Regions from separate parts of the Mus musculus genome. Here region 1 is linked to region 2. Evidence: chromatin contacts called from ENCODE Hi-C or POLR2A ChIA-PET data. All regions are on one chromosome and are shown on one strand. The core of a region is the stretch at or near the end of the contact, and the rest is flanking DNA. Distances in the headings are between cores, read along the strand shown. Region 1 has its middle 13 kb from the start of Tnfsfm13. Region 2 holds the start of Polr2a (polymerase (RNA) II (DNA directed) polypeptide A).

What was found. Hi-C counts contacts between places; a loop is a spot of excess contacts on that map. ChIA-PET counts read pairs that join two places held with the same protein, here RNA polymerase II (POLR2A).
Region 1: POLR2A ChIA-PET joins it to region 2 with 12 read pairs in embryonic stem cell. The contact joins the enhancer-like site here to the promoter of Polr2a in region 2. A Hi-C loop is called at or near these places in 1 of 37 maps with a recorded cell type or tissue (gastrocnemius). POLR2A ChIA-PET finds 5 or more read pairs at or near these places in 4 of 5 experiments (Patski and embryonic stem cell).

What each region holds. Positions count from the first base shown.
Region 1 is chr11:69,705,605-69,712,705 of GRCm38, forward strand. No RefSeq gene overlaps it. Among named protein-coding and RNA genes, the nearest start is that of Tnfsfm13, 13 kb to the left of the region's middle. Within about 2 kb of position 1,684, at least 2 of the 3 ENCODE cell types and tissues checked have a DNase peak (open chromatin) inside an H3K27ac peak, as active enhancers do; they include gastrocnemius, where a contact is called at or near this core.
Region 2 is chr11:69,755,334-69,761,498 of GRCm38, forward strand. It overlaps Polr2a (polymerase (RNA) II (DNA directed) polypeptide A), which reads right to left and starts at 3,300. Exons shown (of 29, transcript NM_001291068.1): 1 at 2,798-3,300. The coding sequence starts at 2,890. Slc35g3 (solute carrier family 35, member G3) reads right to left here. Exons shown (of 2, transcript NM_019871.2): 2 at 4,551-5,821. The coding sequence ends at 4,802.

The DNA of each region.
Region 1 (7,101 bases), core at 434-2,933, 51 kb before region 2:
GCTGGGCGTGGCAGCCCACGCCTTTAATCCCAGCACTCGGGAGGCAGAGGCAGGTGGATCTCTGAGTTCGAGGCCAGCCTGGTCTACAAAGTGAGTTCCAGGACAGCCAGGGCTATACAGAGAAACTCTGTCTCGAAAAAAAAAAAAAAAAAAAAAAAAAAGAAAAGAAAAGAAAAGAAAAAAAAAAGATTTATTTATTTATTATATGTGAGTACACTGTAGCTGTCTTCAGACATTCCAGAAGAGGGCATCAGCTCTTATTACAAATGGTTGTGAGCCACCATGTGGTTGCTGGGAATTGAACTCAGGACCTCTTAACTGCTGAGCTATCTCTCCAGCTCCAAGACTGTTTATCTTAAGGTCCATATCTCTCCTGGCCCAGCTTGTACATGGCACACAGTAAGACTTTTTTTTTTTTTTTTTGGTTTTTCGAGACAGAGTTTCTCTGTATAGCCCTGGCTGTCCTGGAACTCACTCTGTAGATGGCCTCGAACTCAGAAATCCGCCTGCCTCTGCCTCCTTAGTGCTGGGATTAAAGGCGTGCGCCACCACACCTGGCTTTTTTTTTTTTTTTTTTGAGGTTTTTTCCATTTCCAGAAACCAAACCCCACCACAGCCGGGCATGGTGGTGCACACCTTTAATCCCAGCACTAGGGAGGCAGAAGCAGGCGGATTTCTGAGTTCGAGGTCAGCCTGGTCTACAGAGTGAGTTCCAGGACAGCCAGGGCTATACAGAGAAACCCTGTCTCGAAAGAAACAAAAAACAAAAAAACAAAAAACAGAACAACGACAACAACAAAAAACCTGGTTCATGATAGGCAAGTGCTCTACTGCTGACATGTGCTGACTCTCTCTCTCTCTCTCTCTCTTTGTCCCTTTTCTTGCTTGTTTACTAAGAAGCACAGCATGGTACAAAGTATTTGCAGGGGGAAGCATGTTCAGGGTGGAGGCAGAGTGGCCAAGGTCAGCAGAAAGCAAAGTTTGATAATGTTGGCAAAGAGGACACCGGATTCAGCTGCCTCAGGACTGAAGACCACAGTCCAGGGGGGAAAGTTGGGTTTCCAGAAACAGAACCCCCTACCCATCTAAGACATGGGCCCCAGAATCAGTGTGAGCCTTACCAAGTCCACACCTGGACAAGGACACCGAACTAAAGTTCCCTCTGAGGAAGTCTTAGGTTGGTATAGCTCCCCACAGTCAGCCCTCTGTCTTCCTCCCTCTTCACCATTCAGTCTGTAGCTGCCCTCAGGTTAAGGCTGAGCCGGTCGGTCGTCCTTCCTAGCCAGCCTCAGCACCTGACTATGTTGGCAACCTGCTGTGTTGGCTCCGAGGCTAATGTGATTGGTCTGGCTTGGCTCCTGGCCCTTGGCACCTTCTTTGGGCTTGGCCCTGAGCTGCAACTTGACTCACTTCTGTTTTAGCTCTGATGTGTCACACCATCTGTCCTCCCTCCAAGCAAGAGAGCAGGCAGTAGGAGCCAACTGCCCTGCAAACTCAGGAACAGTTACCTGAAAGTGCTCCTTGGCAGTGTTAGGACTTTAATCCCAGCAGAGGGAGGCAGATGTCTGTGAGTTTGAGGTCAGTTCACAGAGTGAGTTCCTGGATAGCCAGGGCTACACAAAGAAACCCTGTCCCTAGATAAATAAATAAATAAATAAATAACTGCAACAAACCCCATGAACATCCTGAGTGGTGGACCAGCCAGCTGTTAACCCTTTGTGTAGCAGTGGGCTAGGCAATGAGGCGAGGCGCCTGCTTTGTTGATTAGCTTTCCTACAGTAAATCAGTCTTAAGGAAGCAAAGTTTGTTTCTATTTTAGAATTCAGAGGTTTTAATCCCTAGTATCTGGGCTCCTTCAGGCCATGGAAAGCAGAGCATCATGGGAGGAGGTAACTCCCGCCTGTTTTTAAATGGGAATCAGGATCCCCACAATCCCTTCAGGATTTTTCTCCCACAGGCCTTCTCTCCCACAGGCCTTCTCTCCCACAGGCCTCACCACCCACCTCCTAGTAGCACCGCACGCTGGGACAGATGTTTGGAAGGCATTTAAGATACAGACTATAGCACCTGGATTCTGCCCTCCACTGGCTTTTGGCGCTGGGAAGACTTCCTGTATGGGTCATTGTAGAGACCCTTTAATACACCCTCATGCTGTGGTGACCCCAACCATAACATCATCATCATCATCACTATTATTATTATTTTGGTTTTTCCAGACAGGGTTTCTCTGTATAGCCCTGGCTGTCTTGGAACTCACTCTGTAGACCAGGCTGGCCTCGAACTCAGAAATCTGCCTGCCTCTGCCTCCTGAGTGCTGGGACTAAAGGCGTGTGTCACCACTGCCCCTGGCTTGTTTTTGTTGTTGTTGTTTTAAGGTGAAGAATTATTTGTGTGTGGCCTTCCCAGCCTTGAGCAGACTGAACAGACCTCGAGTGCTGGCCACAATGGACCTTATCTACCTTAGTGGTGTCACCTGCCTTGGCTGTACGTGCCTTAGGTGGAGTCACCTGCCTGGGTTGCCTGTGTAATTCCCCACAGGAATTTAGAAGAATAGACTGCCCACAGACCTTGCTTTGCAACATAATCCAGCTGAAATGGAGGATGGGGTGTGTGGGCTTGCCCTATACAAAGGCAGTGCTGAATACTAAACTTGTAGCCTTGATCAGTACCTTGTTTTGGTTTCATTCTTCTCCCCCTAACCCCCCCCCTTTTTCATTTCCAGCCCCCCTTTCAGGTAAACCCAGCTTGGCCATGGCCACTGGATGCCTACATTTGTGGTACAAAAATACCAAATAAAACTCAGTGGAAACATGAGATCATTGGTTTTTGATGCAGACTGGCCTCAGACTGGTTATGTAGCTGAAGATGATGACGTGAACTCCTGTTCTTCCCAAATGCTGGGATCAAAGGCAAAAGCCGAAGCCACCCACCCATCCATCTACTTTGGACAGGGTTTCACTATGTAGCAGGTGAGACTGACCTCAGGCTCCCCAAAACCCCCTGCCTGAGCCCCCCAATTTCTGGTACTATACATGCGGCCTTTTTGTTTGTTTGGGTTATATGAAACCATTGAAGGGGCTCACTCTGAGACACATTGTGAAGTGAAAGAAGAAAAATGTTAATGTTTCCTGTGTGTAGGCACAGCTAGGTACTGGAAGGGGAATCTCCAGGAAGGAACAGCAGGGGACCACCGCCACCATCCCCCTTACACCTGCAGGCCTGTTGTAAATCAAGAGAAAAACTGTTGTTTGGTTTGCAAAGGAGGGAATTAACTAAATTCCACCCTTTCCCTTGAAATACTGGAAACTGAACATAAGACTTCCTCCATGTTGGTTGAGCTCTCTACCACTGAGCTACACAGCACTCTTTAAAGGTGTGTCTCTATCCCCTGCCTTGAGCCCAAGGGAACCCCACCATGCCCATGCTGCCTTTGGCTTCCTGGCCCAGTGATACCTTGAGGCCATCTGTTTCTGGCTTTGGACGCTCTCTCATTTATATTTTCCTGTTTTCTCTGTCCCAGGAGGCAAGACCTCTGACTTCCTGCACCAACAGATGCCCTCTTGCCAGAGCCTCTGAGGAAGAGTTTAAGGAGCAGTATTTAAAGGTGGAAGCACAGAGTAGTGACTCCTGCTGACTTTAGACCAAGTACTTAGGCCAAAAAGTTGTTTCTGTTTTGTTTGTTTAGCACAGCATGTATTTATGTTTTGGTTTGTTTTTGAAACAGTTTCACACTGTAGCCCAGGGTATCTAGGACTCACTACTGTAGCCTAGGCGGTGAGTGTTTGGTGACCTCTGGGAACACTGCTCCCAGGCTTGGAGTTTCAGATCTGGTGTGTAAGACTGGAATAGGCATCTCCAGTGACAACTGTGTGTCATCCAATCAGCAGCCCCATAATCTGATCCCACCACTCAGTGTTCTGCCCAGCCCTGCAGAAGGGGGACCTAGGCAAAAGCTGTGCCTGAGGCTGATCGCTGGCCATCACACAGGCAGGCCTGAAGGCCTTCATCTCTACCCAGAGCCCTGCATGGGACTGAGGTAGCAGAGCTTTTAGTTGGAAGGAATAGAAACCAACCCCGGGAGGTATCAGCAGGAAATGAGATGAAGAGCCATGCAGAGCTCCTAGAGTCTCTGGGAAGATTGTAGAATCAGATTAGAACATCGACCTGGGTGGAGAAAACCCGCAGTGAGGGCCACTGCTCTCTGCAGAGGCTATTCCCTCCCTAGTCTCCTGGCTGGGACAACTGCAGTCTCCTGCAGCACAACTGAAAGCAGATGCTCCCTGGAGCGGGTTCTGCTCTCAATCTGTTCCCTCACTCGTCAGAACAAAGACTGAACAGGCAGTAGTCCTCGTGCCTCAGACAGGGGCCTATTCCCCATCTGTAGCAAAGGATGCTGGGAAACTGAAACTCTGGCTCTGAGGCTTCCACAGAGAGTCAACCTTCTCTCAGCACGGTTAGTGCAGTGGATACTGTAGAGGTGGGAGCAGAGGTTGGGGTAAGGCTCCCAGTTCTTGAAGGAGTGAATTTAGTCAAGAAACATAGAGCCATGGAGCTGGCTGAGCAAGTAAAGGCCCTTGCTGTCAGGCTTGGTGATCCAAGCCCAGTTCCCAGGGCCCACATGGTAGAAATAGAGAACTGACTTCCAGGAGTTATCTTTGACCTCCATAAGTGTAATCTCCCACGCACAATGAATTAACATGTTTTTTAAAGAGAGAGACATACAGACATAGTTTAAGCAGAAGTTTACTTAGCAAAGCCATACACGCAAAGCTAAGCAATGCAAACACTCCAAAAAGAGATGAAGTCGCTGCCTTAACCCAGGGACTACAGCAGCCTAGTGGTGTCTGTGCTCTGGATTTTAAAGAAGTTTTATGAATATTTATAAAGCAGGTGCTATATTCATAGCATAGGGTGATCCTTTCTCTGTCCCAAATGATGGTGAATCCATCTCCCTTTTAGGGTATCTCCTCCCATGAGCCCTACAGAAAGGGGCTGGTGTCAAACTCGTGATGTAAATGACCCTCTGTCACTACGCATGTGTGATTCATGTGGACTGATGTGGGTTTTGGGGACTCACTGTTGTAGCTTCAGGCTGTCTAATCACAAGGGGGCCACTCCCAAGACACAGCAGGTCTCCTTGGCTGCTGCATATAACTCCTTGTCCAGGGTGGCCTGGGATGGTCTTCCTTCTGGAATCCGTGAGAGCTCTTTTAGAAGCAGTTCTTATCCACAGTCAGTCTGATTTCTTTTGTTATTGTTGTTGTTTTGTTTTGTTTTGAGACAGGGTTTTTCTGTGTAGCCCTGGCTGTCCTGCAACTCCCTCTGTAGACCAGGCTGGTTTCAAATTCAGAGATCTGGGGGCTGGAGAGATGGCTCAGCGGTTAAGAGCACTGACTGCTCTTCCAGAGATCCTGAGTTCAATTCCCAGCAACCACATGGTAACTCACAACCATCTGTAAGGGAATCCAATGCCCTCTTCTGGTGTGTCTGAAGACAGCGACAGTGTGCTCAAATTCAGAGATCCACCTGTCTGCCTCCAGAGAGCAGGAATTTTGTTTTGTTTTGTTTTAAGAGATAAAGCTTGCACCACTGCCCAGCACTTGAGTCAGTTTTAGTTGGACACACTAGATGAATCTGAGTAGGGGGTTTGTGCTCTGAGAATGTTGCCCTGAAGCAGGGCTGGGCCCAGGAGCCACTCAGAGCCTGTTGAAGCTGGTTTTGTTGTTTTTTCCTAGAGCCTTTTCCCAAGTCCTGACTCTTACCTGGTCGGGTTAGCTAACACAGAACCAGAAGCAGAAGCAAGCCACTTTTTTTCCTCCTCATTTCCAGTGTCTCTAGCTTCACAGTCTGAGTCTTAGAGAACCTGACCTAAGGTTGAACTCAAGTTAACTAACAGGCTGGTACCTAGCATCAGTTTCCAGGTTAGCCCCCAACAAGACCTGTGTCTACCAGTTTCCAGGTTACACTCCCCCCACAACAAAACTTGCATCTAGCACCAGTTTCCAGGTTATTCCCCAAGAGTTCGCACCCCCCAGGTTACAAGCCTGCTTCTGACACCTCACTTCCTAACAACCACTATCAGAAGGAAAACAAAAGTTTATGGTTTGGATCCTGCACCAGCCAATTGTGTTAAAGGCCGTAATGCCCCCCCCCAGTCAGATGTGTACCAGGCTAGACACCCCTTTCTTGCCTCTATAAATGCTTGCTTGAAACTAGGTAGGCTCAGGGATCTGCCTTCCTGCCATATCAGGGCTGGCAGGGACCCCAAGGTTGAGCCTGAATAAAGAAACCCTAATTTGACTGCATCATATTCAGGTCCTTGGTGGTCTTTTGGGGTTCACAAACATTTCATGGCACAATACCCTTTAACCCTAACCTTTGTGCTTACCTTGATAGTTTGGGAGATACAATAGAAATTAAGTCCTGGGAAACTAGTGACAGCACACTCCACCCTGGGGCAGGGTGGAGCACAGCATTTGCATTCTAGGTCACAAACTCTTCTCTTCATTGTTAAAATATTTACTTTTATTACTTTAAAAACTTGTATTTTGGGGCTGGTGAGATGGCTCAGCAGGTAAGAGCACCCGACTGCTCTTCCAAAGGTCCTGAGTTCAAATCCCAGCCACCACGTGGTGGCTCACAACCATCTGTAATGAGATCTGACTCCCTCTTCTGGTGTGTCTGAAGACAGCTACAGTGTGCTTACATATAATAAATAAATAAATCTTAAAAAAAAAAAAGAATCCACAGTCTCTTAACTGTAGGTCCTGTAATTAAAAAAAAAAACAACAAACAAACAAACAAACAAAAACTTGTATTTTGTCAGGCGTGGTGGCGCACGCCTTTGGTCCCAGCACTTGGGAGGCAGAGGTAGGTGAATTTCTGAGTTCAAGCCCAGCCTGGTCTACAGAGTGAGTTCCAGGACAGCCAGGGCTACACAGAGAAATCCTGTCTCAAAAAAACCAAAAACCAAAAAAAAAAAAAAAAAAAAAAAAAACAACAACAACAAAAAAAAACAAAACCCAAAACAAAACAAAAACAAACAAAAAACCAAACTTGTACTTTGGGGCTGGAGAGAGTTAAGAACACTGACTGCTCTTC
Region 2 (6,165 bases), core at 2,050-4,549:
AATACAGAACACACTGACATGAAGAGCAGGCAATAAGGTCTGGGCAGTGTTATTCTAAGCAGCAGAGACTGATTAAATAGCCCCTGAAGCAAGAATAAACTTGCAGTGTTAAAAGCTAAGCAGGTCAGAGTTGCAAAAGGAAACCAAGAAGGGCTAGAGAAATGGCAGAGTGGTTAAAAGCACTTGTTGCTCTTGCAGAGGACCTAGGTTTTATTCCCATCACCCACATGGTGGCTCACTACCTTCAAGAATTCCAGTTTAAGGGGACCCAATGCCCTCTTCTGACTCTCAGGCACCAGGGACACATGTGGTGTACATACATGCATGCTGGCAAAACATTAATAATACTCATAAAATAAATTAATCTAAAAATATTTTTTTAATTTACCAGGAGACTGGTAATAAGATGGAGAGGCAAGCAGGGGCAGAATTTCAAGGAGTCTGGATCCTCCTGAGAGGATGCCATGAAGGGAAGGACCATGATGAAAACATCTCTACAACTACTGGAAGACTGAGGCAGGGCTACTCAGAACAGAGGTCAGTGGGTAGGTACCATCGTAAAGGTAAAGGCTGGCCTGGCCAGGTGGTGGTGGCAGCACTTGGGATGCAGGTCTCTGTGAGGTTGAGGCTAGCCTGGTCTACAGAGCAAGTTCCAGAACTATACAAAGAAACCCTGTCTCAATTTAAAAATTAAATAAATTCTTGGTTTGATGCTGGGTCAAGAGATACATATATTAAAGACTGAATGATCTCCAAAAAGCTAACCAACTTATTCTTCTATCAATAATGCATGAGGTCACTCATCTTCTCATTATTTTTGCTACCAGATTAAGAAACTCTTTTTAACTTGTTATTAGGAAACCTTTAAAAAAATAAAAGATTTATTTTATGAGTACACTGCTGTTGTCTTCAGACACACCAGAAAGGGGCATCAATTTCTATTACAGATGGTTGTGAGCTACCATGTGTGTGTACTCAGGACCTCTGGAAGAGCAGTTAGTGCTCTTAACCACTGAGCCATCTCTCCAGCCCCACCCCACCCCCTTTTATTTTTAATTTGTTAAAGGAAAAAAAAGTCTAACCACGCCAGGTGAGATGGGCTTATGCTCTCAGCACTCAGAAAGGTAAGGCAGAAGAATCACCATTTGCAGGGCAGCCTGAACTGAACAGCAAGATTCTGCTTCAAAATACCAAGAGCTTCAAATACATGTAGCCAAGTGGTCAAGAGCACTTGCCTAGCATGCACAAGGCTGACTTTCAGTCCCAGCAAAATTCAGCCTGGGCTATGAGCTCCAGGATAGCCAGTGCTACATACAGAGACCCTGCTTCAAAAGCAAAACAGAACAAAACCCTGAAAAATCAAACCCTGTCCATCACAGTACAAATTTGTTTCCCAATATACTTATTTTAGTTCTGTTCTAGAGCCTCTGATAAAAGTGGCCCATGTCTGCCTTACTCTTTTAGTACAATGCTTAGCTTACTGTAGGATCATCAGAAAATTTACCTTTATTTATTAATGTAAGGTTTGTCCTCTGGTATCAGCTCCCCTAAAATCCTGTTCTTTCTTAATGTTTTATTACTTTAATTATCTGGAATTTATTTTGTGTCGGTCTGTGAGGTCTTGGATGTCCAGAAACCTGATGTAGGGCTTTGTTTTTTTTTTTTTAAGATTTATTTATTATATGTAAGTACACTGTAGCTGACTTCAGACACTCCAGAAAAGGGCATCAGATCTCATTACAGATGGTTGTGAGCCACCATATGGTTGCTGGGATTTGAACTCATGACTTTCGGAAGAGCAGTCAGTTCTCTTACCTGCTGAGCCATCTTACCAGCCCTGATGTAGGTTTTTCTGTTTTTTCTTTTGAGTTCTGCTATAGTTGAGCCCTTACCCCAACAGGACTGCCTCAGTCTAGAATCAGCTGTTTAATTCCACTCTCTATTCCTCTCAGGAGGAAGAAGTCCAAGTCTCCAAAAGCTATCCCTTGTCTATCCTCACCCACTTCACATCAGCTCTTTACGGAGCTTCTGTACATGCGTGTGTGTATAAGTTACTACTGTCACCTTTATAATTACCCAGTGGTTTCCTACTGAAAACAGAAATTTGGACTCTCTAGAGCGTAATTTACAATATCCCGTGCTTCTTCAGTGCACTCTCCGCACCCACTAACCCTGCCTGCCCCAACACTGGCTTTTCAGTCTCTAGAATACAAGTTTATTTCCCTCTCAGTCCCATGACACTTGTTTCCTCCACCTAAAAAAATAGCTCTGATGACTGATATTACTTGGGAATGTCACCATCCCTGGCAAGTATGTCTTCCAAACCCTGACACCATTCAATTTCAGTGACTTCTTACAGCATTTCCTCATTTTGCTTTAATCTAGGTACTTATTTTTGCTCATTTCTTTTTGTTCTTAAGCTCTCTTCTCTGTTTTTCCCATAGTGTTTTAGAAGGTAGAGTTTCTGTTATATTTATTGTGCAGCTGTGTTCCTAGTGTCTGATTACTGTCACATAGCAGGATGCTCAATATTGGTGAAAGAACTAAAACTGGGGATCCACTTCCTGTACAACTTTCAACCCTGTCTCGTTGAACCGCAGCAATGCTCAAGTATGGAAACATCTTTCTTCTCTGTCCAGTCAAGCACTCATCTCAGGCATAGCATTTCGCTTGTTTAAGTCCTGGCATAATTTAACTTTTGAAGGCTGGACCCCCGCACAACATCAGCATCACTGACCCATCTTCCCAGAGGATCATCAGCCAAAGGCATAGCAGAGAGACGGGCGGACTATCTTACCAATTCATCCGGACTCAGGACTCCGAACTGCACTCTCTTGATGGTGCGCAGCGGGCATGCGCTGTCCCCGGAGGGGGGGCCACCCCCGTGCATGGCGAGGCAGGCGCGCTGCGCAGGCGCAAACCTCGCTACAAAAAGCCTGCGCCACCGCCGCCTAAGTGCTCAGAACCCGTCCGGGCGGCCACCAGGAAAGACCTCCCGGGATAGGGAGGGAAAGGCTGGAGGAGGGAAAGGTGGGGGAGGGGGGAAGGGGGGGGGAAGGCAGAGGAACGAAAAGGGCTGAAAGAAAGCCTTTTCTCCCTTTCCGGAGATTCGTCGGCTCCCAAAAAGGAAACAAAAGAAGGGAGGAGAGGAGGAGGTTTTGGGAGGGAGGAAGAAGAAAAGGGGTAACGAATAAATAAGTAACCGGGATCCTGAACGGCAGAGGTTACGGCAGTTTGTCTCTCCCCCTTCCGGGAGCCACCTTCTTCTCCAACCGTCCCGGTCGCGCTCTCGGCGCTTCTGAGGAGAGAACTGGCTGAGTGACGCCCTTTATAGATTCGCCCTTGTGTCCCGCCCCTTCCTTTCCCGCCCTCCCTTGCGCTACGGGGCCGCCCGCACCGGCCTACACGGAGCGCGCGCGGCGGAGTTGTTGACGCTAGGGCTCCGGCTCCCTGGTTGGGTGTTCTTTCTGACGCGACAGGAGGAGGAGAATGTTCCTGGTCCTGTCGTCCTCCTTTCGGGTTTCCCGTGCACTCAAACCGAGGACTTACAGAACGGAGGATAAAGTTAGGCCATTTTTACTCAGCTTCGGAGTTCAGGCTCATTTTCAGCTAAAGTCTCTCATTAGTATCCCCCCACACACATCGGGAAAATGGTTTGTCCTACGCATCGGTAATGAAGGCGGGGCCCTTCGGGTCCTCCGGAGCGGGTTCCGGGGGTGGGGGGAAGGAGGGAGGGACGGGACGGGCCTCGTTCATGAATATTCAGTTCACCGCTGAATATGCATAAGGCAGGCAAGATGGCGCGTCCAATCAATTGGAAGTAGCCGTTATTAGTGGAGAGGCCCCAGGACGTTGGGGCACCGCCTGTGCTCTAATAGCTTTACGGAGCCCTGGCGCTCGATGTTCAGCCCAAGCTTTTCCCGAGCCCGGAGGCCTATTCTGAAAGTAGAATGGCTGCTACCCAGGAGCCGCAGATCACGCGACCGTGACAATCTGAGAAAAGCAGATTAGCGGTGGGGCAGAATAGGGATGTCTTGGGGAATTCGGGGTCAAGGAAACCCTACACCTTTCAGACGACTTCAGAAATAAGGTGGCGGCTGAGTGTTTCAAGGGAATCTCCCAAAAGAGCATGTTTCCACTCCTTTTCAAAGCAAAGCCAACTGCTCAGCCAACCACAGTGATTCATTCATGCTTGATGTCAGCGTTACATCACCGCTCGGACAGGGAGCACCACCACTGAGGAAAGCAAAATACCTTCCAAAGGAAAGGAAACACGCCCCTCCCCCAGTGCTGGCTGTTCGCCTGACAAGCTGCATTCTTCGTTCTTCATCTCCAGCGCTCTTCTCTTTCCTGCCTGTGGGATTAATCCCCTTGACCCACTACCAGGCTTCCTTAGTCCTCTGGATCTGAGACCTCGCTGCTGAGTGATGCCCTTATTCCCTGTTCCCAGCCCCAATTCCATACCCTGGTTCCTGTACATGCTCCCGGTCTCTCCTCTCCACTTAGTCCCAAGTCACCCTTGAATCCTAGGGCATCTCTCTCCACACCAGTTTTTTGCTTTAATATATATTTTTTATTTTGTGTGTAAGCACGCCACAGCGAATGTATAGAGAGAATAATCTGTAGGAGTCGGTTCTCTCCATCTACCATATAGATCAGGCTTGGTAGCATTAGCCTCTATCTGCTGAGCTATCTCACTGGTCCTCCACACCAGTTCTTTGCCAGGCATTTGTTCTCCCATGGTTTTTATTCCCATCTCTCCTATTTACCCCTGTCCCCCCTCCCCCCCTCAAGTTTGATTTCATTCCTCCGTTTGCCCTTCCTTATCACAACTGAGGTTCTGGGCAGTAATGATGGCAATGCTGCCCAACACAACCCCTGCTCCCATGATGTCAGAAGGTGCCACGGTCTCATAGAGCACGTAATACTGCAGCATGAGGGCTACCACGACCTCAGAGTGCAGGACAGCACATACCAGGGCAGGGTGGGCCTTGGTGACTGCATAGCTCACACATACAAAGGAAACCAATGCAAGGAGCCCCACTGCCACCACACAGCTCCAGCTTAGAGTGTCTTGGGGTAGCACAGGGGTCTGCAGCACAAAGAGGCCTGGTACAGAGACCATTAGCCCCACCAGGCCAAAAAGGAAGGCCACAGTTGGTAGACAGGAAGGGAAGTGTAGAGAGCGGTAAATCTGCAGCCCCAGTGACAGTGCCAGTCCTCCCAGGAAAGCCAGTACATAGCCCAGGGCTGTGTAGAGGCCAGTAGTCCCTTCTTGCAGTGTCCCTAGTCCAGGTCCCACGATGATGATTAGCCCAAGGGTGCTGCCAAACAGGCCACACCAGGCATAGCCACTGAGACCCTGGCTCTCGAGGCAGAGTGCCAGGAGGGCAGAGCACACGGTGGAAGAACCTTTGCGGACAGTGACTGCGTTGCCGGCAGGCACCACCTGAACAGCACTGTAGGCGCAACCAATGCTGAGGACATTAAGAATGGCATGGAGGAAGGCCCGAACCCGAACATCAGGAGGTCCCAGCAGTGGATCACCACGGAACTTAAGTAACAAGGCAATGGGGAGGTGGAAGAGGCATCGGAAGATGAGCAGCTCCAACGAGGGCAACTGGGAGGTCTGGTAAGCCATACGGGAGAATGGGCCCACGAAGCCAGCAGACAGGCCTCCACCCAGCAGGGCCACAAACAGGCCTTTGGTGGCATTGGAGGGCCCACAGCGATGGTGATGTTTGGAGGGGAGGCTGGCTGGAGTGGAGGGCGGCGATGGCTGGGTGAAGTCAGGTAGGTTGAAATAGGGATGACTGGCAGCCTGTTAGGGAGAAAGGAGCTTGGACAGGAGAGCAACCACAGCCCTGGGGTAGGGTGAGTGGCAGGCTGAAACCTTGGACCCTTCAGGATAGTAGAGGAACTCATAGGAGCTAGAAAGGGCCTGAAGATGGATGAAATGATACAGTGTGGGCCTTGAGGATCTAAAGCAGGAGGCAGGTAGTGAATAGTCCTGGAGCCTCATGTTTCTCTGGGTAGTTAGTTGTTCCTGGGTGGAAAAAAGAGGACCCAGGGATACTCTGTTTGTTTGAGGAATGGGAGTTAGCTTCAGATGCTGTGTGTATCCATATCATGTCACAGGCTCCAGGAACTTTTGGGTCCACCATT